Regions from separate parts of the Homo sapiens genome. Here all the other regions are linked to region 1. The links are chromatin loops, found by intact Hi-C in ENCODE. Cell type or tissue: heart left ventricle. All regions are shown on one strand.

What was found. Hi-C counts contacts between places; a loop is a spot of excess contacts. Peaks named below come from ENCODE experiments on the same cell type or tissue, not always from the same donor. Only the 100,000 strongest peaks of a DNase experiment are listed, where the experiment ranks them.
Region 2: a loop joins it to region 1, with 15 times the contacts of the local background. A loop is called at or near these places in 18 of 110 quality-filtered maps.
Region 3: it touches region 1 in a loop (2.7-fold over the local background); 15 of 110 quality-filtered maps call a loop at or near these places.

Annotation. Positions count from the first base shown.
Region 1 is chr9:109,312,205-109,320,204 of GRCh38, reverse strand. It overlaps EPB41L4B (erythrocyte membrane protein band 4.1 like 4B), which reads left to right. Exons shown (of 26, transcript NM_019114.5): 1 at 1-64. Among named protein-coding and RNA genes, the nearest start is that of EPB41L4B, 4.9 kb to the left of the region's middle. In heart left ventricle, no CTCF peak of the experiment used is centred here; DNase peaks (open chromatin) are centred at 38, 319 and 3,767; H3K4me3 peaks cover 1,232 bases; H3K27ac peaks cover 801 bases; H3K27me3 peaks cover 1,636 bases.
Region 2 is chr9:108,885,372-108,893,371 of GRCh38, reverse strand. ELP1 (elongator acetyltransferase complex subunit 1) reads left to right here. Exons shown (of 37, transcript NM_003640.5): 27 at 289-386; 28 at 1,968-2,169; 29 at 3,979-4,040. Among named protein-coding and RNA genes, the nearest start is that of ACTL7A, 27 kb to the right of the region's middle. In heart left ventricle, a CTCF peak has its summit at 3,664 (motif pointing left); no DNase peak of the experiment used is centred here; H3K27ac peaks cover 858 bases.
Region 3 is chr9:109,261,084-109,269,083 of GRCh38, reverse strand. EPB41L4B (erythrocyte membrane protein band 4.1 like 4B) reads left to right here. Exons shown (of 26, transcript NM_019114.5): 3 at 651-693; 4 at 1,533-1,611; 5 at 4,060-4,104; 6 at 5,982-6,034. Among named protein-coding and RNA genes, the nearest start is that of EPB41L4B, 56 kb to the left of the region's middle. In heart left ventricle, no CTCF peak of the experiment used is centred here; a DNase peak (open chromatin) is centred at 3,713.

The DNA.
Region 1 (8,000 bases):
CAAGGCCACCCTCTACTGCCGCGTCTTCCTGCTCGACGGGACCGAAGTGAGCGTGGACCTGCCGGTGAGTGACGGGGCCAGTCTGGGGCACTGGCACCTCGCGCCCCTGGAGGCAGCTCCCCCTCCCCCAGTGCTTGCATCGGGGGCGCTTCCCTTGCACCTCCCTGGGGATCCCCTCCCCCATCCTCTTCTCCGAGCACTCCTCAACCCTTTTTCTTCTTGGGCCACCCCGTCCCGGTCTCTTCCGGGGCCCCACCTTTGGCCCGTGCCCCCTCCTTGGCACATTGCGCCGCGGGGTTGCGATTTCTCTGGCGCCCACCTAGTCCTTGGGGCCTCGCCCCCTCCCCAGTACACACGGTCCCCAAGTCCCGAGACCCCGCCCCCCCTGGTGTGGGTGGCCGGCGCTCCCCTTCCGTCCCTAGCTTCCAGCAGGGGTCTTCCTGATACTGGGTTATTGGGTAGAAAATCTCAAATCAATGTGAGGCCGTCCTGGGGTGTCCAGCTTGTCCCCCCTCAAACTCGCCATCAGGCCTTGATGAGACAGCAGAGAGGAGATCCCCTCGCTTGCTGCTCGGCAGGCGCCCCAAGTTTGGGAGGCGGGGGTTAGACCATTTCTGCTCTCTGCTGATCCCTTCTGGATACACCCCATTCCCATTCCCTGAGCCCCATCTGCCCCGCAGCCTCCTCGCAGCGGGTAGGGTGACTTGGGAGCTAACTCTAGAGTCGGCTGTCTCAGACCTGCCTGCCTTGCACCGGCAGAGCCCTTTGCTGGGGCGCTGGGAGTCGACCCCGGGGTGCCCGGGGGGCCAGGCGCGCCTGACTTTCTCCCTTGGGCACCGTGCGTGGGGTCGGCGGGGCACCTCAGGGCGGCGGCGCCTGGGCCTGCGTCCCGGGCACCCGCCCACAGGTGGTTGCACCCCCGCCCCGCGCCAGCTGAGAGCTGGGCCGGCGCTGCGGTCCGCTGCAGGGCGTCCAGTTACCAGTGAGTCTTCCTGGCTGAAGGGGCCAGATCAGATCAAATCAAACCACACATTAATCGGGCGCCCACTGTGCACCCGGCGCTGCGGCAGACGGTGCCTTCGGGAATTTCTGGGTGTGACTGAGGACACAGCGGTAATTGAGCTTTAGATGAATGTTACAGATCATCTCGAGGATGTCAAGGGAAGAAATAACATACCCGGACTTCCAAGGAAGTATATAGGCCTTCCCGGGTGGGAGAAATGTTTGGACTTCATGAGAGAACTAGGAACATGTGAAAAGGGTCTCAGATGGGAAAATCAGAGCCTGCCTGGCTTGGAGTTTAACGCTTCCCGGTGTAGGCTGAATTTCGAGACAGTTTCAATTTATGGCAATTTTATTTTTGTGGTTCTTTGTGCTCTCCATAAGATATCATTTTGCTATGAAAATACCCTTTTGGGGCCTTTTTATTGATGGAAAAGGAGCCAACATTCGGGTGCTTAGAGCTGTTGCCTTTAAAATAGCATAAAAATGTTACTGTTCCCCAACAATGAGGCTCTCCAGCTTTTTATTCAGCTGGGAGAGGAGGCCTGAGGAGCCGGGGAGGAGGAGAGGGGAGCAGGCTGCCTCTGGAGTGGGCAGCTTGTGTTAGGAGAGGATGTGGCGTAGTTTGCATCTCGGATCTGGGAAAGGAATGCTATCCTTGGGAAGTTTGACAGTGCTCCTTGCCGGTGGTTTTCTCATCTGTTCCCTGGGGATGATTCGTTTATAAAATGTATTGCTTGTCAGCTCCATGAGACAGGCTTAAGTGGTGTGCATGGTGAATAGACCCAAACAGGTACACAAACGAACAGGTTGGGACAGGAAGGCTGACTGATTCCAGCCAGTGTAGCCCTCACTGGAGCCTGGTGGGGGAAGGGGATATTTGCATCCTAAAAGGTTTCTTCACTTTATAAAAGGCTGCTTGACAAAAGAATTCCCCTGTCCCAGGTATTCCCAGGACGGCAAATTTCTTGATTCCTCTATGATGTGACTTAGTGAAGCCCACATTGTATTTATGCGCGTGCACACACACACACACACACACACACACACACGTATATGCCCCCTGTCCACAGGCAGATAAAAAGCAAATGCTGGCTTGTGTCACGTGAGCTCTCAGGGAGGAAAGATGAAGAAAAATCGCCAGTGGGCACAGCTCATCGATTTAAAGATTTATTAGATATTAGGACTGCATCACAGTCTCCTACACTAATCTTCCCAGATCTGAGTGTGTGCTCCTGTAATTAATTCTGAGTTACGAGGTTAACGCCAGGCGGCCAGCTCCCCAATGCATTTGTAGCATTTGCTGCTCCTCAGACCCACTTCACTGGGCTCACTCTTTATGCTGTCCTTTTTGACATTTGGCCCTGCTTGTCATTATTCTCTTTTGTGTTCCTGGATTTTTACCGCTTCCTGGGCCCTGGTGTTGCCTTGCTGCTTGTCGCAAGATAGGATTTACCTTTGACCGTGATACCCCAAGCTGGCTTCTCAGGCACCCAGGGACATTGCCAGGCTAAATGTCTCCTTTGTAATAAAAACCCTCAGGCGGCGTTAGCCTTGAGAATTCCTTTGCTCAACCTCCTAAAAGTTGGCTATGTGCTGTCATAAACCTTTTTATTAGCCCTAGTTAGGATGCTTGTGTTCTGAAATTGTCTGGAACACAATAACACCCTCAGTGTGACCGTGCTGTGGCACCTCAGTCCAGTCCAGACCACAGTTATTGGGCGTCTCCAATGTGCCAAGCTGTGTGCTGCAGACACAAAGGTGAATGAGATGTGGCCTGGAGGCTCTTGGGAAACGCAGGTGAAAACACGTTTCTTTTATTCTGGGTGATGCTAAGTGATATGACTGGCACACCCAGACAGGGTGCTGTGGCCGGATGGGATGGGGGAATCGGAAGGACTTCCAGGAGACTTTGACACTTGAGATTATGGGGTCTCAGATCCAGTGTCCCTTGGCAAAGCCACAGGCCAGTTGTTGTATATAATAAAGAGAAAAGTAGCTGCAATTGTTTCTTCTGACAGGGCTTGGAGCCCCCTTCTCTGGTGATAGGTTGAGTCACCTAGCATCCCTGAGTGTTCTTTTTTTTGTTTTGTTTTTTGGATATGGGGTCTCATCTGTCACCCAGGCTGGAGTGCAGTAGTACGACCACAGCTCACTACGGTCTTAATCTCCTAGCCGCAAGCAATCCTCCCACCTCAGCCTCTCTAGTAGCTGGGACTGCGGTTGTGCACCACTACACCCGGCTAATTAAAAAAATTATTTTTATAGACATGGGGTCTCACTGTATTGCCCTGGCTGGTCTCAAACGTGTAGGCTCAAGCGATCCTCCTGCCTCAGCCCCTAACAGTGTTGGGATTACAGGCATGAGCCACTGCGCTTGGCCCCTGGGTGTTCTTAGTCTTTGCTATGGATAGTCAGCAGCTTTCCAGTCTTTGATAAAATAAAATGTGAATAAAAGGATCTTTTTAAAAAAATCTATAACATGCAGTCTAAAGTGGACTTGCTGTACAAACCCAACTTCCAGATGAGCCCTTGCTCGCCCTACCAACCAGAGTGCCAGCCTGAGCCAGTCCTCTTCAGAAACCCTGGCCCTGCCTTCGACAGCACCTCCCTCTCCTTAGCCTAGCTCAGCCCTGCCCAACCCTCAGGTGTGGTCTGGTCAGAGCAGGGCAGGACTCCCTCCCTCGGCCTGCCCTAGACGCTTTCCTTCTATTAATGCAGCTGAAGATCCCATTAGTGTGCTTGGCAGCGGCACCCACTGTTGACTCATATTAGCTCTCTGTTGACTAAATCCCTGGCATCGCTTTTGCTCGTGTGGCTGTTGCTCAGCCCCGCCTCCCGTTGCCCTGTGTGCTCAGTGTGGAAAGCTGTTAGGATGTGCGGTCGGCCAGTTAGCACTCCCGCCATGCTTTGGAGGGAACGGCCCATGGGCCATTGTTGCATTTGGTGCACTTGCCTCCCCTGCATCTGGAACTCAACATTGACTCATTGTGGTCCAGTGTAAACATGGAGGATTTCAGAATTCGAAGATCTACCTTTGCATATTGCACCCTGGCTCTGCAGCTTTGGGCAATTGCAGCTCTCTGAGCCATTGACTTCCTGATCTTTCAAATGGGGATGTTGGGAGGATTTGGTGACGGGAAGGCCTCATGGTGCAACAGAGTGCTGAAAGGTTGCTAGTAGGTTGTAATCTTAGAAACCTCTCCTTCCTCTACTTTGAACTTTGGAAAGATTTGAAGAAGTTTCTAGTAATAGACATTAAAAAAAAAAATGCTGTGCCAGGCAGGCTAACCATTGCTTGGCTCTTCTTTAGTGGAAATTGGAAGTTGGATGTAGTATGAGAAATGCTTTTTAAAAGTTTCACTTTGGATGTGAAAAGTGATGTTTTTTTCAGCAAAAACAGGAGAATCCAGGTTTTTAGAATTTTAGGACTGAAACCTCTGATCTCACATAACATACATGATACAACATAAAGGTCATATGGCTTATTTTGGAGTTGAAGGGGACCCTGGACAGCACCTCCCCGGCCCATTGGAGAAACTGGGAAGCTGTGGTCTGTGGCTATAAAGTGACTTCCCTTCAGTCAGTCAGTGAAAGAGTTGGAACCGGCTGCTTTGGGAACCCTGATTGTCAGCGTCTGAAGGTGTCAAGCGTAGGGTCAGCAGTGGGAGGGAAGACTAACCCCACGTCCTAACACAGGATCATGGAAGAGGGATGGGGTACATTCCTGGCAGTTGGAAATAGAACAGATTTTCCCAAACAGTGGAAAAAATGATCCCAACTTCAGTGTTCACAAAGTTCATCTGGGATTTTTTTTCTTCCATTAAAATTCCCAGAGCACACCCCGAGAATTTCTTGATTCAGTATATCAGGAAGCTCAACTTTTAACAAGTTACTCCAGGTGATTCTGATGCAGGTGGTCTCTTCACAGCCAGTGAAAAACCCTGGCCCTAGAACTGTGAGAACAGAGGCAGCTACACCATGCATTATAAACTGCTGTAGCAATGGGGCGAGCAATACCATTGCTGTAGCAATGGTAGGGGGGTTGGCAGTCTTTGAGCTGGGGTTTGACCTGTACTTTAGGGAGCCCATTTTTGTCACAGTGGAGTGGAGGGCTAGGGGAGGGACTGGAGACCAGTCATGCCATTGCATTTGTCAGGTAAGGGGTGATGAGGGCCTGGCTAGGAGAAGGGGGCAACGGTAGAGCAGCTCACAGGTGGAGTTGGGTGAGTGTGTTGGGGAGGGTGAAGGTTTGAGATAGAGCTGTCTTCACTCTTGGTTGGGAAGAATTAAGGGACCCGCAGGAGGTTGAAGACAGCTTCTCATTTCTACCCTTTCCCAAGGCTCTGGCTGCCATGGGCACACTGGCTTATCCCAGGGCTCTGGGTGGCTTGCTTTTTTTGCCCCTGTAGGGTAGGTATTGGCTAAAGGTGGCCTTCCACTACTTGCCCCACCCACATCCCCTCTCAGACCTGGAATGAGGCCTTGGATATCTAGTGGGTCATGAGTTTGTGTTATTTTTGGATATGCCTTCTTTGTTTTAAAAGAAAGGCTGAGGTGGGGGGGGGTGAGAGAGGGGTAATGAACACCCTTCCCAAAGGGGGTGTCGTGATACAAGCAAGAGCACTAACTCCCCTTCTATACTTGCTGGATTTGTCAGTGTTAATAAGGGGCGGGGGTTGGCCTGCAGGGGGAAGGGGCCGCAGCCTAGCCTCTCCAGTGCCGGTAACATGACCCTACACTGGTACAGGGCTCTGAACAAATATTAACTTGCTAAGCACTTTCACGTGCATAATCTCATTGAATTCTGTTCCTAGTACCCTGCAGTGGATGAAGGCACAGGTCTGTTTCGTTTTGAAATAGCAGAAGGTCGATGGGGGTGGGGCCTTCCCTTAAATTCTTGCGTGGGGACTTAGAAAAAAATCCAGCCTGGCAACCACAGAAATCCTCCGCCTACCATTTGTCCTCAAAACACGTGTTCCATCCTTGCCCACTGCTTGACTTCCTTTGGCCGGCTGGGAGTGGGCTCCTCCCCGGGCCTCTCTCTGCCCTGCCTGGAGCCTTCTCCTCCAGTGGGAACTGCACTCCAGTTTCCACCTGTAGCCCGTGGCTGCTGCCTGAGGGCAGGGTCAGCTGCTGATTCATCTGGGTGTGTTTTCCAGGTTCGTGTGTGTGCTCTCCTTTCATTTCTCGTTTACAATGCATTCATCGAAGACCCATTTGAAAATACACAAAGGTTGGAACAACATCTACAGTTTCATTAAACACTGTTAAAATAGGGGTGCGCATTCATCTGTGCTTTATTTCATATTCAGATATAAACATGTTTTTAAAATGATGAACTTAAGTGGGTTGATGGAAGTCTCTGTCTACTCCCACCTCAGCACAGTTGAATAAGGATGGTCGACTTGGAGCTTGTATCTCTTTAGGGTGAGGCCCTCGGCTCTCCTCTCTACATTTCCTGGGACTCTTAGCTGGGGTGGGGAGCCCCCAGTGCTTGTTAGCCATCTGCGCTGTGTGCTGCCTGCTGCCCCTCCCTTGGTAGGAAGCAAGCTGCCTGGCACTCTGACCCTCCTCACCACAATTACTTTCTCTTGCTGGCAGGTTAAAGGTCTTGTTGATGTGACCTCAGAGTCCCCTTGCATCTGAAAGCAGCTGCTATGGGGCAGTCTCGACTCTCGCCAGCCCAGGATGCCTGTGACTCTGCTACCAGCCAGAGCTGACCTGGCAGAGTGGGGCTGGAGCCGGGCAGCATCCTGGTGTGCCCCCCCACCACCCTAATCCCTCTAATCTCACTCCTTCTGCAGCCTCTGTGGCCTCTCTCTAGAGCTAGATTAATTTTACTAGTCCCACCTGATTTTAATTTCTGGTTTATTTTAAATTGTTTTCCAAAATGTTTTTGTTTGCTCACAATATGTTTTCTTCAGTCAGCAAAGGCTTACTGAGCCCTTACACTACATTAAGCATGGGGGAGGGGTATCGGAGAGAGAAGAGTGTTTCTTAAGCTCCCAGTCTTGAGGGGCAGACAGAGTAAACAGATACCCATAAACCAACATGGGGTGGTGCCGGGGGTGAGCAACTGAAGTGTGGGCTGGAGTTGGAGAAGGTTTTTTTTTCTTTTTTTGGTAACATTGGGGTCTCACTATATTGCCCAGGCTGGCCTGGAACTTCTGCCCTCAGGAGATCCTCCCACTGCGGCCTCCCAAAGCTCTGGGATTACACGTGTGAGCCACCACACCCGGGCAGCTGGAGAAGGTTTGGTCCCCAGAGTGACAATGGAATTGCCCCAAAGGATGTGTAGGAGTTCAGCTGTGTCTGGGTGGAGGGAACAGCAGGTGGAAACGCGTGGAAGATGGGGGTCAGAAAAGCCCCATCCCTGGGCTCCGGGTTCCTTGGGGTAGGGGATTCAGATGAGTTCTGGCTGTATGCCTGGATCTTAAAGGAGTGAGTGAGTGAGTTGCCTTTGAAATGAAGATGATGTCGGGACCCCATCTAGGTGATTATCTTGTTGAATCCTCACAAAAACTGTGTTGATGGTTACTGTTGTTATTCCTGATTTGTAGAGGAAAGAATCAGGGTTTAGCAGACAGGTTAAGAAACTTGTCCAAGGTCACATAGCTAGTAAAGGCAGACTCTAGCTTGATTTGTGGTCTGGGAAGGTCTCTGACAGCACAGCTGGGCGAGGGGGGTGGGAGGGCTCTGAGCTTGCCCCAGAGGTTCCGAGCTGGATGGCGACCCCTGAGCCCCCAAAGGGCTTCCACCTTTGTAGGCCACTTGGGATCAGATTTACTTCTTTAGTTAGACTCATTGAATGTCATTTCACTCGAGTGCATAATGGTTTGATGGCCATAATTCAACACTCAGATCAGAAGTAGGTGATGTTTTTAAAAAGTGCTTAGTAGAACAACATTAAAATTATCTCAAAGAAAAACATTTTCATATTCCTATCCTGCTGCATAGCAACTGGTTGGTTTCACTTTGTTCCTTTCCATCTTTGT
Region 2 (8,000 bases), 430 kb after region 1:
TAATAAGCTTCCCAGGTGATGTCTTTTCAAGGAGGCTGAGAAAACACTGGGCTGGAAAGCTGGGACTCTTAAGTAGGATGCTGATCCCAATCAGTGCTGCTCTTGCCTCAGAATCTGCAGTGGTGCTCATTAAAAATTCAAATTCCAGGATCCCATTCTTCAGATTCTCTGATTATTTAGGTCTTAAAAAGTTCCTCATTTATTTTGTTTGGTGACCATTGGTATAAATGAAGTCCATTATGCTTCCCATGTCTTAAGCCTGTCTTTGTGTGAATCTTTTTCCTGCAGGACCTGAGTACTTCCCAGAATGCTTAAACTTGATAAAAGATAAAAACTTGTATAACGAAGCTCTGAAGTTATATTCACCAAGCTCACAACAGTACCAGGTATGTGGTATGTGAAAATGAGGCTCTCCTGGTTTTGCTTTTTGCTTTAGTAGGAAAGGAGTGAGGATCCTAAGTTCATAACACCATCCTTGGCTTCAAAATTTATCTTAAAACTAATTAGCCTCAATTTGAACTTCTTATCTGGGAGAATGGTCCTGACCTGTTCTCTGATTCCTCATCTGGAATACCACAGCACCTTCCTCGTGGGGTTCCCTGCTTCTTTCCCACCCCTCCTCTAGCCCAACCTTACTGCTGTAAGTCTGATTATCCTAACAAGTACAGATCTTTCCCATATATTTCAGCATAAAGGGAAATTTTTGTTTGCTTGAAAAAGCATCCCTTTAGCTTTTTTTATATACCACACACTTTGCTTCTAAGTTAAATGTGTTATATGATCCTCTTAACAGCCTCATAGGGTGCTGTACACAATTTGTAGATGAGGAAGCAACTTGCCTGAGGATCCAGAGCTACAAAGTGCTGGACCTGGGATACAGAGCCCAGGCTGCCTGACCACCCTGCCCATGCCATTAACCACCACTCTACCATGCCACCAGCATCACCATTTTCAGTTTGTCCTCAGACAATATACACATCTTTCTTTGATCAAGCCCCTGCCAGCTTCTTTAGCACCAGCTTCTGCCACTGTCCACATTCCCAGTTACTTGTAGGTAGTTCTACAGATGTCACATCGTGTGATTCCTCTGTCATTTCTCTACCCACCAGCCTTCCTTTAGCCCCATTTGTCCATCAGAACCCTTGGGTTACTCCTGAATGCCATTCCTGGACCAGGCGCCAAACACTGAGCCCCCAGAGCAGCCTGCCCTCGCCTTGGTGATTGCATTTGTCAAACTGCTGATTAGCTGGTTTGTCGCCTCCACCAGGCTGTGGGCTCCTTAAGGGCAGGGACTCCATGTTGTATTCCTCTCTGAATCTCTGGCTAACATCCAGCCTGGAGAATCGAGGATTTGGCCAGTGGCTACCTCTTTGCCCTTGTTTTCTGTTCTCTTCCACACTCTCTCTGCTCTAGTCACACTGGCCGTCCTGTTACTCCTCAGACCTGCTATACACATTCCTGCTGCATGGCCATGGTGCCTTCTCTGCCCTCTGCCTGGTGCCCCCTATCTCATCACGTGGTTTATTCTCCTGACAGCCATTAGAGCTCACACTCCCTGAGAGCTGCAAGGAGACTGTCCTCTGTCCCTTTACTCACGTTTGCCATTATGCTATAGACTATATTTTGTCCCTAAGTCCATCCTCTGTTACTATAAGAGCAGCAACTTGGTGGTGGTTCTTATATGGTTTTTCATTTGTTTGGTTTTATTTTTTGCCTTGCTGTAGTATCCATACTGCCCAGAATGGTGCATATGTAGTTAAGAGTAATTATTTGTTGAGTGAATAAATGGCACATCCTCAGTAAGGTTTTGAATGAAAAAATGACTGTACTAACTGATCAACTGTAAGATTTTCCCAGGTAATTCTTTCAAGGGAGTTCCAAGTATAGGAACTAAGGCAGCTACACTGGAGCTTTAGAGAAATGATTGTCATATTTCCTCCTCAGTCCTAAATCTCCTCTTGTCACAGGATATCAGCATTGCTTATGGGGAGCACCTGATGCAGGAGCACATGTATGAGCCAGCGGGGCTCATGTTTGCCCGTTGCGGTGCCCACGAGAAAGCTCTCTCAGCCTTTCTGACATGTGGCAACTGGAAGCAAGCCCTCTGTGTGGCAGCCCAGCTTAACTTTACCAAAGACCAGCTGGTGGGCCTCGGCAGAACTCTGGCAGGTAAGTACAATCATTTATATGTTTACATCTACAAAGGTTTTAAAAAATTTATTTCTTTTGTTTGGTAATTTTGCAAATAAATTTAGGGCAGAATACTCTGAGACAGTCTTGTTCTCACTGATAAAAATTAATTTAGAATGCTTTAAAGGATAAGCTACTACAGCAAGAGTCCCAGAATGCAGTGGCCCAATATGGAAAGAAGTTTATTTCTCTCTCCCATAGGGATTTATAGGCCCTTCCGTTGTGTGGCTCTGCAACCTTTTAGGCAGATGGTTGTAGCTGGGTTATCTCCACAGCTGTGGGGAAGGAAGGAGAGTGGGGAGAAGTTAGAATCATGGTAAAACATTTACCTTTAAGTTGGAAATGACCTGGATGGAAGTTAAACTATCACCTTCTATTCCATCTCGGCCACGCCATGTAGCTGGATGGGCTGTGCCCTGTAAGAAGGTAAAGATGAATTTTTGGATGGGTCCATTCTGTTATAGACAGTAGGTTGTTGGAATAGCCAGGAATGAGGTGGGGAAAATAAAAGGCCAAATGTCGAAGCATTCTGAAAGCAAAGGCAGTTTAGCTGCGTCAGGGACAAGGGTTGCCCGAACCAGAGGCGAGGCTGGTACCAGGGGCTCTAGTACCAGAGTGGAGGAAAGGGTAAGGACACCTATGAAAAGAGATGAGCAGAAGCTCTGGTCATCTCAGCAGTGCTTGAAGTAAAGCAATGACTGGTATATTTTTTTCCCTAACTTGTAAATATTGTTGAGATCTCAAAGAAAAAAATAAAAAGCAGTCCTAAAAAAATTCCAAACTCTATCCTGTTAAATTTTGTTAAATTTATGTACCAGTCCTTCTTTGTCATTTGCAGTATTCTTTTTTTCTTGGGATTATACCAGTGTATGGGATTATCACTTTTCTTTTTCTGGTTATTAGCCTTTCCCAAATCCCTCCGTTTCCATGCTGGCCTCTTTTTACAAATGTCGAGAATTCCTTATTTCAGGCCTTTTAGTTATTCGTTCGGTCTCCATTGTTCCTTTCTGCTTTAGAAATTTATGATATTGGTTGTTTATACCTTCTATCTCTGTTCTTGGATCTCTTCTATTCTTTACAGCTCTTAGCTTGCTATTTCCCATGTCTTATGAGGGAGTATTTCTAGTTTTTCTCAGATGTTTAGCAAAAGTAGGTGGGGAGGGCAGTGGTCAAAGATGTTTGAGAAATGTTACACACTGGAGTCACTCTGTGTGTACATTTAACGTAGGCAGTTTACACAAGAGAGCAAAAGAAAGGTAACTATTTAAATAGTGGAGGTGATTTTACCTACTTTTTTTAGTGATATATGCACTGGAGTGAGCATGCAATGAGAGACCGGAATCTACCAGCTCCTTCGAAAGCCTTGGGTTCTCTGTGCCTCTCATTGTGGTTTATCTCAATTGGGCTGAGAGTGATTCTAGGATCTAAAGACACTGCATGACTCAAACATAAGTCAGCTACCTCCATCTAGTGCTCAACCAAAGAAATAGTGGTCTCTTACTGTTAAGGGACGAAGTGGTTTAGTGAGAGATACCAGGTCATTTTCCCATATACATGCTTTGGAAGCATCTTTCAAGGCTAATTTTGGCTGTATATGATTTTCAATTCCTGTGCTAAATTTAGATTCTAGCTGCCATTTAAGATAGGACTCTGTGGTGTATATACCTATTCCCTCACAGAAATTCAGAAAGTACATAGTTTCATACATAATAAAGACATATTAAAGAAGCACTTGAGCTAAAGTATCTGTTTAACTTTGTAGTCAACTGCTGCTTATTGTCTCTACAGGAAAGCTGGTTGAGCAGAGGAAGCACATTGATGCGGCCATGGTTTTGGAAGAGTGTGCCCAGGTAAACTCAATTCCTCCCTTCTAAACCCCCCAGTCAGCAAGAAAGGTCTTCTCAATTGTATCTTAGTGATCATGAAAGTTAAAGGAACTGTGCATAATTGTTAAGTCCAGAGATAGTGTTTGCCCCAGAGGTCTTATCTTGCTGGCTTGACTTGGAAATCTAAATTTAGTACATCTCTAAGTTTGGTGAGGTAGAATATGAAGGTGCTCTACTTTAACATACCACTGGTTTGACCTTGGTAGAAAGTACTTAATTACATCTCAAGGTAGCTGTGCTTTTTAAAATTGAGTTTGCCAAAGTAGAAACAATGAGAAAGGACCATTATAAAACAGGATCATTGAAGGCTACATACTCTTGGCTTTTACTCTCATTCTCCCTATTGGAAATGTCTCTTTTACCTCAGGGACCTGGAGGTACAGCAGATTATAAGGATAAGTACCCATATGAGCATTTGGTAGTATTATAGGATTTATTATGAAAATAATAAAACTGCAGTAACACTGGCCACAGACTAACAGTACACAGGTGCACAGTTGACACCAGGGATTATTGCCTTGTAGAGTTTTGACCTTTGATGAGAGAGTGTTTTTTACAGTTGTTACTGATAGCACATTTATGTAACTTAATTGTGCTTTAAAAATATTTAATTGTCTCTTGTGTAATAACAGTAAGTGAAAGACGATAACTAAAATTTTATATAATTAGATCCTGGAGAGAATATTTGTTGGGTGATTGAATTGAAAATACCAGTGAATGAAACATACCTAAAAGGGTAGATAGGTTGGGTTGGAAAGATATACCACATCGAGGGTTAATTAAATGGATAAGATGTCATTATCTTTTTTTCTTTGTAAAGGAAGATTAATGCATAAAATTATTTTGTGTAATTTACATACAATAAAATTATGTGTTGTACAGTTGTATAATTTACATATAATAAAGCTAATTCACCAATTTTAGATGAAGAATTCAGTACATTTGGACATATGTTTGTAGCTGTGTAACCACCATTGCACTCATGATCTAGAACATTTCTAACACCCCCAAAAGTTCCCTACTTCCCCTTTTGCAGTCAGCCTTCTCCCTCCACTGCCAGCCTTTGGCAAACTGATCAGTCAGTAAAGTTTCACATTATCTAGAATTTCATATAAACAGAACCATATGGTATGTAGTCTTTTTAATCTGGCTCCTTTCACTCACATAGTGCATTGGAGATGCATCCATGTTGTAGTTTATTCCTTTGTATTGCTGAATAGTATCCCATTATATGTATATGTCAGAATTTGTTGATTTACCAGTTGATGTACATTTGGATTGTTTTCAGTTTGGGGTTATTATGAATAACGCAGCCATGAACATTCTAGTGCAGGTCTTTATGGGGACAGGAGTAGGAATGCCACATCCCGTGGTAAGTGGATGTTTAACTTTTTAGGAAGCTGCAGAACTAATCTGCAGTGGCCGTATCATTTTGCATTCCCCTCAGTGATATGTGAGAGTGCTTCAGTGACTCCTATACTCACCAACACTGGGTGTATTACTGTGACACTAGATGTATTATCTATTGCTACGTAACAACTTACCTTAAAAGCTGGCAGCTTAAAACAACAGACCCTATTATCCCACTTTTTCAATGGGCCAAGAATCTTGGCTGGGCTTAGCTGGGGCCTCTGGCTCAGGGTCCTTTACAAGGCTGCAATTAAGGTATTGGCCAGGGCTAGAGTCATCTCAAGGCTTGACTAGTTTTTAATTTCATTTTCTAATGTTTTATTACTAGTATATAGAAATATAGCTGAAGTGTTTTGCAGGGAGGCTGTATAATTGACCTTGTATCCTGCAACCTTGCTAAACTCATTTATTAGTTCTAGAAGCTCTTGGGTGTATTCTCTAGGATTTTCTACATCAACAAACATGGTTTCTATAAATATAGTTTTATGTCTTTCTTACAATCAATACTTTTTTCTATCTGTATTGCATTTTCTAGGGCTTCCAGTGTGGTGTTGAATAGAAGTGTTAAGAGTGAACATCCTTGCCTTTTTCCTGATATTGGAGAAAATTCACTTGTCTTTTAGCATTAAGTGTCATGTTTGCTTTTTTAAAATTTTATTCTATATTATTTTATTTTTGAGACAGAGTCTTGCTCTGTCACCCAGGCTGGAGTGCAGTGGTGTGATCTCAGCTCACTACAACCTTGACCTCCTAGGCTCAAGCGATCCTCCCACCTCAGCCTCCTGAGTAGCTGGGACTGCAGGAACATGCCACCATGCCTGGCTAATTTTTGTATTTTTTGTAGGGATGGGGTTTTGCCATGTTGCCCAGGCTGGTCTTGAACTGTTGGATTCAAGCAATTCGCCTGTCTCAGCCTCCCAAAGTGCTGGGATTACAGGCATGAGCCTCCGTGCCTGGCCTGATATTTGCTTTTTTTTTTTTTTTTAATGCTCTCTATTGCAGAGTTGGCAAACTACAACCTGTGACAAATCCAGCATGCCACCTGTTTTTGTAAATAAAGCTTTATTGGAGCATAGCCATGCTCATTAGTTTACATCTTGTGTATGGCTGCTTTAACACTACAGCAGCAGAGTTAGAGTTGTGACACAGATAGTTTGGCCCATAAGGCCTATATTTACTGTCTAATCTTTTACAGGAAAAATTTGCCAATTCCTGCCCTCTTGGTTTGAGGAAATTCCCTTCTGTTCCTTGTTCTGAGAGTTTGTATCATGAATGGGTGTTAAATTTTGTCAAATGCATTTTCAACTATGAAGGGTTTTGTTTTTAGACGAGTGATATGGGGGACTAGGTGATTGATTTTCTACTGTTAAACCAACCTTGCATCTCTGGGTTCAACCCCACTTGGTATTATAGATTTATTACCCTTTTTCTCTTGTGGCAGATTAGATCTACTAAAATTTTCTTGAGGATTTTTGTGTTTGTGTTCATGAGGGATATTGTAGTTTTTTCGTGTCTTTGCCATGTTTTGGGTATCAGGATAATGCTGCTGTCATTGAGGGGTGACAAAAATGAGGGGTGGTGTCCTTTACACTTCTGTTTTCTGGAGGATTTCATGTAGAATTGGTATGAGAGTCTAGCTTATGGTTAAAAACCTATGTGTGATGTTTCAGACCTGACCATAAACAATTACAGACTTTACCTAGGAGGCCACATGGGGAAAAGCTGCCCTCCCTACACCAGACTTGGCGTACTGCCAATGCATTACAGTTTCTAAAGGGAGTTGCAGTCAAGGACTCAGGGCCCCCTGTTAGTCATGCTCTTGTAACAGTATTTGCATTGAGAGTCCTGGCACTTTCATTCTTAGGTCTCTCTATCTGAGGCCATGGGCCAAGGTCTTCTTCAGGCACCTCTGCCAAGGCCTGTTTATGCAAGAAGGAGTGGAAAAACCTTGACATTTTTTTCCACTGTGACTCACTACCCAGTACTTTTCCACCCTTAGCCCCCTTCCTTTGCACCCATACCCCCAAGATCCATCAAACTGCTAAAGCCTTTTTTTCCAAGCTCCTTCAACAGTGAACCAACCCTCATGTCTGTGTGGATCCAGCTGACTCTTGACTAGTGAGTTGTTCCTTGGGAAAAAATGGAACAGAGAGAGTTGGTGCTTTCCCTGGTTTTAGCCTCTTGCTTATACCAATGCAATGCCTGAAGGCTTAATTCATTTTTGACTTGTTGCTTTGATCAGCTACTCCAACACCTGACAGCTCAGCTCTTTCTCCCAGCTCTTGGGAGATATTTTTTTCTTTAAATGTTTAGTAGAATATACCAGTAAGGCCATCTCGGCCAGGAGTTTTCTTTAATGAAAGCTTTTCCACTATTAGTTCAGTTACTTTAGTAGACATTAGCCTATTCAAGTTTATCTGTGTCTTCTGGAATGAGCATTGGTAGTTTATGTCTTTCAAGTAATTTGTTCATTTCATCTAAATTGTCAGATTTATTGGTATGAAGTGTTTATAG
Region 3 (8,000 bases), 51 kb after region 1:
AGAAGATTGGCTGTAACTTGAGAAACTCAGAAGGAAAAGGCAGTTGGTGATTCTGCTGATCAATTGGTTAAGGGGTTTTATGTTCTTTCAGGCACCACTTTGTAAAACTTCCAGAAACTAGGGAGTCCCCTCCCCAGAAAAATGCACATATATGCATAAACGTTGAATTTTTTTTTTTTTTTTTTTTGAGACGGAGTTTCGCTCTGTCGCCCAGGCTGGAGTGCAGTGGCGCGATCTCGACTCACTGCAAGCTCCGCCTCCTGGGTTCACGCCATTCTCCTGCCTCAGCCTCCCATGTAGCTGGGACTACAGGCGCGCGCCACCATGCCCGGCTAATTTTTGTATTTTTAGTAGAGACGGGGTTTCACCGTGTTAGCCAGGATGGTCTCGATCTCCTGACCTCGTGATCCGCCCGCCTCGGCCTCCCAAAGTGCTGGGATTACAGGCGTGAGCCACCGCGCCCGGCCAACGTTGAATTTTTTATACCATCCCAAGCAGTTTGCAGATTCCCAGCCTAAGAACCCATGATATGATCCAAACCCTGGTTTTTGTGGGTAGAATTACTAAGGCTTTTAGAGGAGGGTAACTGTGAGGGCTGAATAACCTTGCTGATGAACTATTCCTAAAGAAACTTTTTTTCTTTCTTTCAGCACTGGCTGGATCATGCCAAACCCATAAAAAAGCAGATGAAAAGTAAGTAAGCAGAATTTAGCTCACTCATTTATTTTTTTTCTGAGAGTAAACTCCTTTGCCAGTGTTTTGAGGTGTTATGTTTTCATTAGAACTTGGAAGCATTTTAAAAATCAATTCGGTATTAAGTGGATGATTTTTAATTTCTTAAGGCTAGCCAAAGATGAGAGTTTAAAATTTGAATAAAAATGTTTAGTGGATATTGAAAAACCAACTGTGCTCTCATTTGAAATCAGACGCCTCTGCCAATGAGAACTGATTAACCTGCTATTCAGAAACTCAGCTTTATACCTATTATATCTACTTCTAATGAGTTACAACATAGACTCAGAGGATGAGAGAGTAGGAGGGCTCTTTGATAGTCTGCTACAGCTTTCTCAATGTACAGGTGTGGAAACCACATTTTTTAATGTTGTTTATGCTTGGGTAATTTTTAAAAATTCATATTCTCTTAAAAGTACTTTAAAGTATTTTTAGAGAACAGAACACTTTGCATCACTTTCCTTTAGCCTTTGTACTTTGTAAAAACTAGCTGTCAGTTTGGAGTATTGTGGCATCAGGGGTGAAAATAAAATGTCAGCTTTTAGTAATCTGTCTAAATCACTAGGGTTTTTCTCCTGGAATGAGGTTACTAGCTAAACTATCTTAGTCAGCACAAAAGTCCATCCATCTCAGTTTCCCTGATGAGGACTGAAAAGAATTGGCTAGTGTCGCGTGCCCAGTTATGCTGTCCTGATGTTGTGCTAAATGTTATAGATTTAACGTGCTTTCCCTTTTGTCCATCCTGTGATCTTCAAAACTGGGGGAAAAACATCTTCAACCTTCCATCTCCAAATGTTTAGTTGGACCTGCTTATGCTTTACACTTTCGAGTTAAATACTATTCTTCAGAACCAAACAACCTTCGTGAGGAGTTTACAAGGTAGGCCACGATGCAGAACAAGCTCCCGCCCAGCAGGGCTTGCCTTACATGTCATTTATGGCTCTTCTCAATTGTGGGTTTGCCTCTTCTTCTGTCTGCTGTCTATTTCTCAGCAAGAGTTATTAGTACTTTTCCGGTGCTTCCGTGTTCCGTTAAAAATCCACAACTTTGCTTAATTTGACATTTTTCTGAGTGAATAGAAATTAGAAGATACATTTTCTTGTCACACTTCTATTTTCTTGGACCCTGGGTAAATTAATTGGTTGCTCTGCGGCGTTTTATTTTTATCTCAACTACAAAAAGGGAAGGCAGATATTGGAAAAGCATTTCTCAGTCCTTAATCGCCATCTTATGTTTTAAGAGATTGCAAAATATTCTCTTGATTGTTACAATACAAGGAACCTCTTTAAGAAAAACAGAGTAATTATAGCAAAGTTGTTAAAATCCCTTCATGTTATCTTTTAACTCCCCTGAATTTCTTTTTTTTTTTTTTTTTTTTTTTTTGAAACAAAATCTTGCTGTGTTGCCTAGGTTGGAGTGCAGTGGCATGATCTTGGGTCACTGCAGCCTCCACCTCCTGGGTTCAAGCGATTCTCCTGCCTCAGCCACCCGAGTAGATGGGATTACAGGCGCACACCATCACACTCTGCTAATTGTTATATATTTGACTGGAGACAGGGTTTCGCTGTGTTAGCCAGGCTGGTCTCAGACTCCTGACCTCAAGTGATCCACCCGCTTTGGCCTCCCAAAGTGCTGGGATTACAGGTGTGAGCCACTGCGCCCGGCCTGAATTTCTTTTTTGTTTTGTTTGCCCATGTCTATGTCTTGGACTTCAGAAACAGGGAAGAAGAAAAAGAAAATTTGAGTAACATTTTAAATGTGGAGTTTCCCTCTACCCTTTTCCATCAGTGAAATTCTCTACAAAGCCTTTTCCTGCTTTTGATATCCCCAGAGCCTCCTTGTCGTTGTTTGTGTGATGGACTGCAGTGGTGACATATAGGCTATGTAGGCTGCTGGGTGGTTCTTAGGGAGATGACCCCTAAATAATGCCTTAAAGACTGACTGGTTATCACCATTTCCCCTGGGCTTTTTTTTTGGAGACAAGGTCTGGCTCTGTCAACCAGGCTGGAGTGCAGTGGCGTGATCACAGCTTACTGCAGCCTCAACCTCCCAGGCTCAAGTGATCCTCCCACCTCAGCCTCCCTAGTAGCTGGGACCACAGGTGTGTGCCACCACCCCTGGCTAATTTTTTGTATTTTTTAAAATAGAGACAGCGTTTTGCCCTGTTACCCAGGCTCCTGCTAGGCTGCTATGGTTAGTTTTTCTTATAGGAATCAAGAGTTCTGGCCATGTTTATACTGTGTCTCTTGTGAGATGAGTATACAAGATGGTATCCTGACATTCAGAAGTGAAGTTCAGTGGTGGCCAAACACCTGTCAGGAAGCAGGAACATTCTGGAATGTACTAGAACCTTCAGCACGCCCGATCTCCTTGATTTCTGGCGAACAGTCATTCTAGTGTTGCTCCTCAGAGTCCTCTATGAATGCTGCTTCTAGCTGTCATCAAAGCGATTGGTTTTTAACCCAGGTTGTGTGAATCAGAAACACCTGGGAAGCTTTTGAACAGCTCAGATTCCTGGGGGCCACTCTTGTGTGTAGGATTCTGTTTCCGTAGGTAGGGAGCAGAGCACAGGCAGTTTTGGTTTTTACAAAGCATTGTGAGTGGTTCTGATGCCTACATCCTCCTGGTAAAAAACAAACAAAAGATACCCCTCTTATTTAAGCCAAGACATTTATTTTTTTACTTGAGTAAACCCCATGCGTGTTATTTGCTGGCTTCTTTCTCATTTTTTGTTACCCCTCTAACCATTTGCAGTCCAGTGCCAGGATTTTTCTTGTTTCGTGTGTGTGTGTGTGTGTGTTTGTGTGCTGTGCCTGTTTTGTGTTTTAAAAGAGTCTGCAGTTACACTGCATCAGGGGAAAAGAACCCCCAGTGGTTTTTTGACTAGAATCAGCTGCAAACTTTTTGTTACAATCCACCGCAGCAGATCTGGAATCCGCTGGTGGAGCTGGCTGAGAGCCAGACCCCGCGGCCCCACCCTGCCTGGGTTATTGGACATGTTGCATGCCCATGTGCCACGTTCGGCTCTCTTCTCCAGCACGGAGGGGGTTGTGGAGGCCGTCATTGGACCATGACGTGTATCACGTTCCATCCTACAAGTATCTTGCGAGTTCCCCACATGCACTCACCTTCCTAGCGTGGTTCTGGGATGCCTTCCTGGAGACCCAAGAGGAGATGCTTCCACCAAAGTTCTCATTTGATTTGGACTCCTTTTTTACAATGCAAAACTCCATGCTGTGTGTGGGGTGGGGTTTGCAGTGGGAAGCTGGGGATTGGGAGCAGCTGGGAAAGAGTTACCCTCTGTTGACTTTTGTATATGTTTGTCAGGTACCTGTTTGTTTTACAACTCAGGCATGACATTCTTTCTGGAAAGTAAGTATGTTTTTGTTCTAACTCTTAACCCAGGATAGATCATAGTGTATTTCAAAATAATTCACTGTTTTAACTCTTTTACCCTTGTTCCCTTTTCAAAATTCAAAAAAAGTGCACCAGGCATTGTAAAGTGAGTCTAATACTTGTATCACTGTCATTATCATCCTATTTTAAATGATTACTATATGGCTTGAAGCATTTCCAAGACCATTTAATATCTTAAGTGATGTGTATTTGGGAATAACTCTCTCCCTGATCACATCACTGTCCCATTCATAATGGCTTTTGTCGTATTTGCAAGCAAGATACGTTATTAGTATGTATACACTTACAAGTATTTGGACAGTCAAAAAGTGTCATTCATCACCATCTGCATATATGTAATGGAAAGAGGTTATGTTCTGATTCCAGTAGAAAGTTTTAGACATCTCATCTCACTTCCTTTTCTCCTCTTAAAAATGGCTTTGAAATACTAGGCCTCTGGCAGCACACAGTGATCATTGAGTATAAGAAGCATTGGCACTGAAGTGGTTGATTTCGCATGCAGTCTTAATTTACCGTAAAGATAAGAGGTTTCAACAGGCATAGCTCTTATAACTGTGTCATTTTTCAGCATCTGTATTGAATATTTTCTATTACATGAAAAACTAAGGCTATATTGAGTCTAAAAAGTAACCCCTGCTATTGAAAAGAATACGTTCTGATTTTGAATATAATCTGAAGGAAATTAAATATGTAATTTCCGAATTTGCAAACTCTCCATAGAATATGTGCTATAAAAACCTCAGTGAAATGTACTCCATAGACCAATAGAACAAGTAGATTGTACAGTGTATACATTTGCCTTATTCAGCCGTGCAATACAGACCTTTGGTTGGTGTGTGTATTATGAGTGTGTGTACTTTTTTTTAATCCTCTCTCCCTCTCTCTCTCTCTCTCTACCTCTCTCTCTCCATACTGTGCTCCTCATACTAAAGGCTGTGTAACTCTAGAAATTGTCTTCGGTTTGGAAAAATATTAATGGCAACACCTTGCATTTGTACAGTACTTTGTAGTTTACATGCAGTTTAGCCTGCTTTGTATTTAAAAGCAGAATGGTGTTCAAGTCCCAACATTGCTCCTTTCCAGCTGGATGACCTGGGGCAAGAGCCCTTAACACTGAGTTCCTCATCTATATAATGGGAGATGGGTCGGGGGGGCTCACTGGCAACACCTATCCTAAAGGTTTACAAACTTGATGCATTGACCAAATTGGATAATATAAATGAAAAGGCTTTGAAAACTATGAAGTGCTATACCAATGTATGTCATTATTGTTTTTCTAACCAAATTTGAAATATTACGTATGAATGAGATCACTGAATTTGCAGTAGTACTCTTCTATGGCTGTGCCTTAGATAGACTTAGAATGCTGAGTGTATCCAGCCATGCTGGCAGTGTTCGATATGGTGTCTGTGTGTTTATTTTTAACGCTATGACCTTGTTTCAAGAAAGATTTGAAGGCAGCTTTAAAAAAGATGCATGTACTATATCAAGATAAAATAAATTTAAAATATGTTTAAAAATAATAAGGCAAAGGGAATACTTTTCATTCTGTTTTCCAAACTTTTCCATTCTTGCCAAATTCAGTAAAATTGTACACGATTGATAGAAACTATACCTACATTGGGTTATTTTGCCCTATGATGAGAATTGACTTTGGGAAATTTGTAGTGCAAGTCGCTTGTTGCATTCTTTAATGTAGACAGCAAAAATATGACTAAGAATACAAGTCATTATCTAAATAGCGCTACCTTTTGAAAAATGATTTTAATGACATTTTGTATGGTTGTACTTAAGTTCCTATTTCGAATTAATTTCATTTTATTTTTTTCAAGATTGAAATGCCCTTATGAAACAGCTGTGGAATTAGCTGCTCTCTGTCTACAAGGTACATTAATCTTTAGTAGTAATTAGCATTTTAATGTTATTGCTTTTTATTTCAACAAATGAGTGTCCACAGTATACCAGGCCCAGTGCTTAGCTTTGGGGATATAAATGAATATGACACGGTCTCTGTCCCCAAGTGGCGTGCAGTCCAGTGAGGAAGGCAAGGAGTAGCAAGGACTGCAGTGCAGTTCCTTCAGGAACAGAGACGTGCAGGAGGTTTGGACAAGGAAGGCCCATTGTGGGGATGAGAAGACCATGAGTCAAGGAACCAAGGCACAAAAGTGCAGAGAGGTTAGCAGCAGTTGAGTGATGCTACAGAGTGAAGTTCAAGCATTTGGACAGGTGGATGACCTCGGGCCCCATTTAAAGAGAAAGAATTTCATGCAGTCAGCAGTGACACCTTTGAAAGCTCTTAAGAGGGAGCAGGCCTGGCCGGATATGCACTTTAGAAAGGCCACGTTGGCTATATGGGGAGAAGGGATCAGAGCAGGACCAAGACTGGGACTGGGAGTCCAGTGAGGAGGTGCTGCTGTAATAGAAGGGAAAGGAAACTAACTAGGGCAGGGGTTTGCACACACACACACACACACACACACACCCCCACACACACCAAGAAATAGCATTGGCAGTACAAGGAGAAGGACTTGGTGATTAGACTTAGGTGTTGAGGGAGGAGTTTGAGATGATTCTCAGGCTGTTTCTGGGGATGGATAGAGGTTAGAAGAGGTGGACTCTGGTGGAGGAAATGGTCTGTGTTGGGTCCCTTGACTAAGAGGTTCTAGAAGCTCCAGCAGGTTCTTGAGTACCTGAATCTGGCTCACTCAGAGAGGTCAGACTGGAAGCATTAATGTCAGGACTGGTGGGGTGCAAAGGGTATTTTTGCATGTGAGTGGGAACTGGATGGTAAGAGGTCTGCCTGCATGATTGTCAGCATTGGCCGTTTATCTGTGTGATGCCCTGGTGGTGTGTAGTTTCGGATGCAGAAGAAACACTTGCTAAAGTCTCTAGCACTAATTAAGAGAATACTAATGTGTAACTGCATATCCGGGATTTCATTAGTACATCAGATAGACATATGTTGTGCACTCATTTGCCAGCATGTTCATCAGCTTCTACTGGATTATGGATTATGACATATTCATTCATAATTAGTAATTACTTATGAATACCATAATGAGAATTGACTTCTCACTTTTGTATTTGGCCAGTTTTTAAAAGTGGAACTGAGAGGTTTTTTCAAATTATAAAATTAGTACACACTTACTACAGAATATCAGGACAACAACCCACCAATAAGACAAGCATAAGGAAGGAAGGAACCCACTGTCCTACCACCCACAGGCAACCAGAATTTCTAGCTATGAGTTTTGAGTGGACTTTTGAAAATGTTATTTTGATCAGTCATCTGCAAATTTTTGTATAATTTTTTTTACTTGGTATTTTTAGTATGTGTATTTTGTCATGTGTACACTCATAGAGATGGTTTTTAATGACCGTAGGATGCTCCCATTACCTGAAACTTCTATTCTTCAGTCACCTTTTAATTCCTGTTGTCTTGAACTCCTGGCCTCAAGCGATCCTCCCACCTCAGCCTCCCAAAGCACTGAGATTACAGGCATGAGCAACCTCACCCAGACTCTTAATTCTTATTATCTAATGGGGACTTGGCATATAGTAGATGCTTGGTAAGTGCAGAGTGAGTTGAATTATTGAAATTGGAGAGACCCCCCTCACCCCACCCCCGCCAAGAACTTTAAAGGCAGAACCTTTAAACTGGTGGTAGAGTTGATGGTAATGTCATCTATAGCCATCTGTGCCAAATACAGTGCTCAGTGCTTCCGATGTATTTTTCTGATATGACAGTCTTTATGGCAAGTGCTATAACGACAGGCATGGCTTGGAGAACATGGCCGTGGCCTCCGCACTCCGGCCACTCACCCACTTAGCAAGTGGCTTTCCTCTACCCC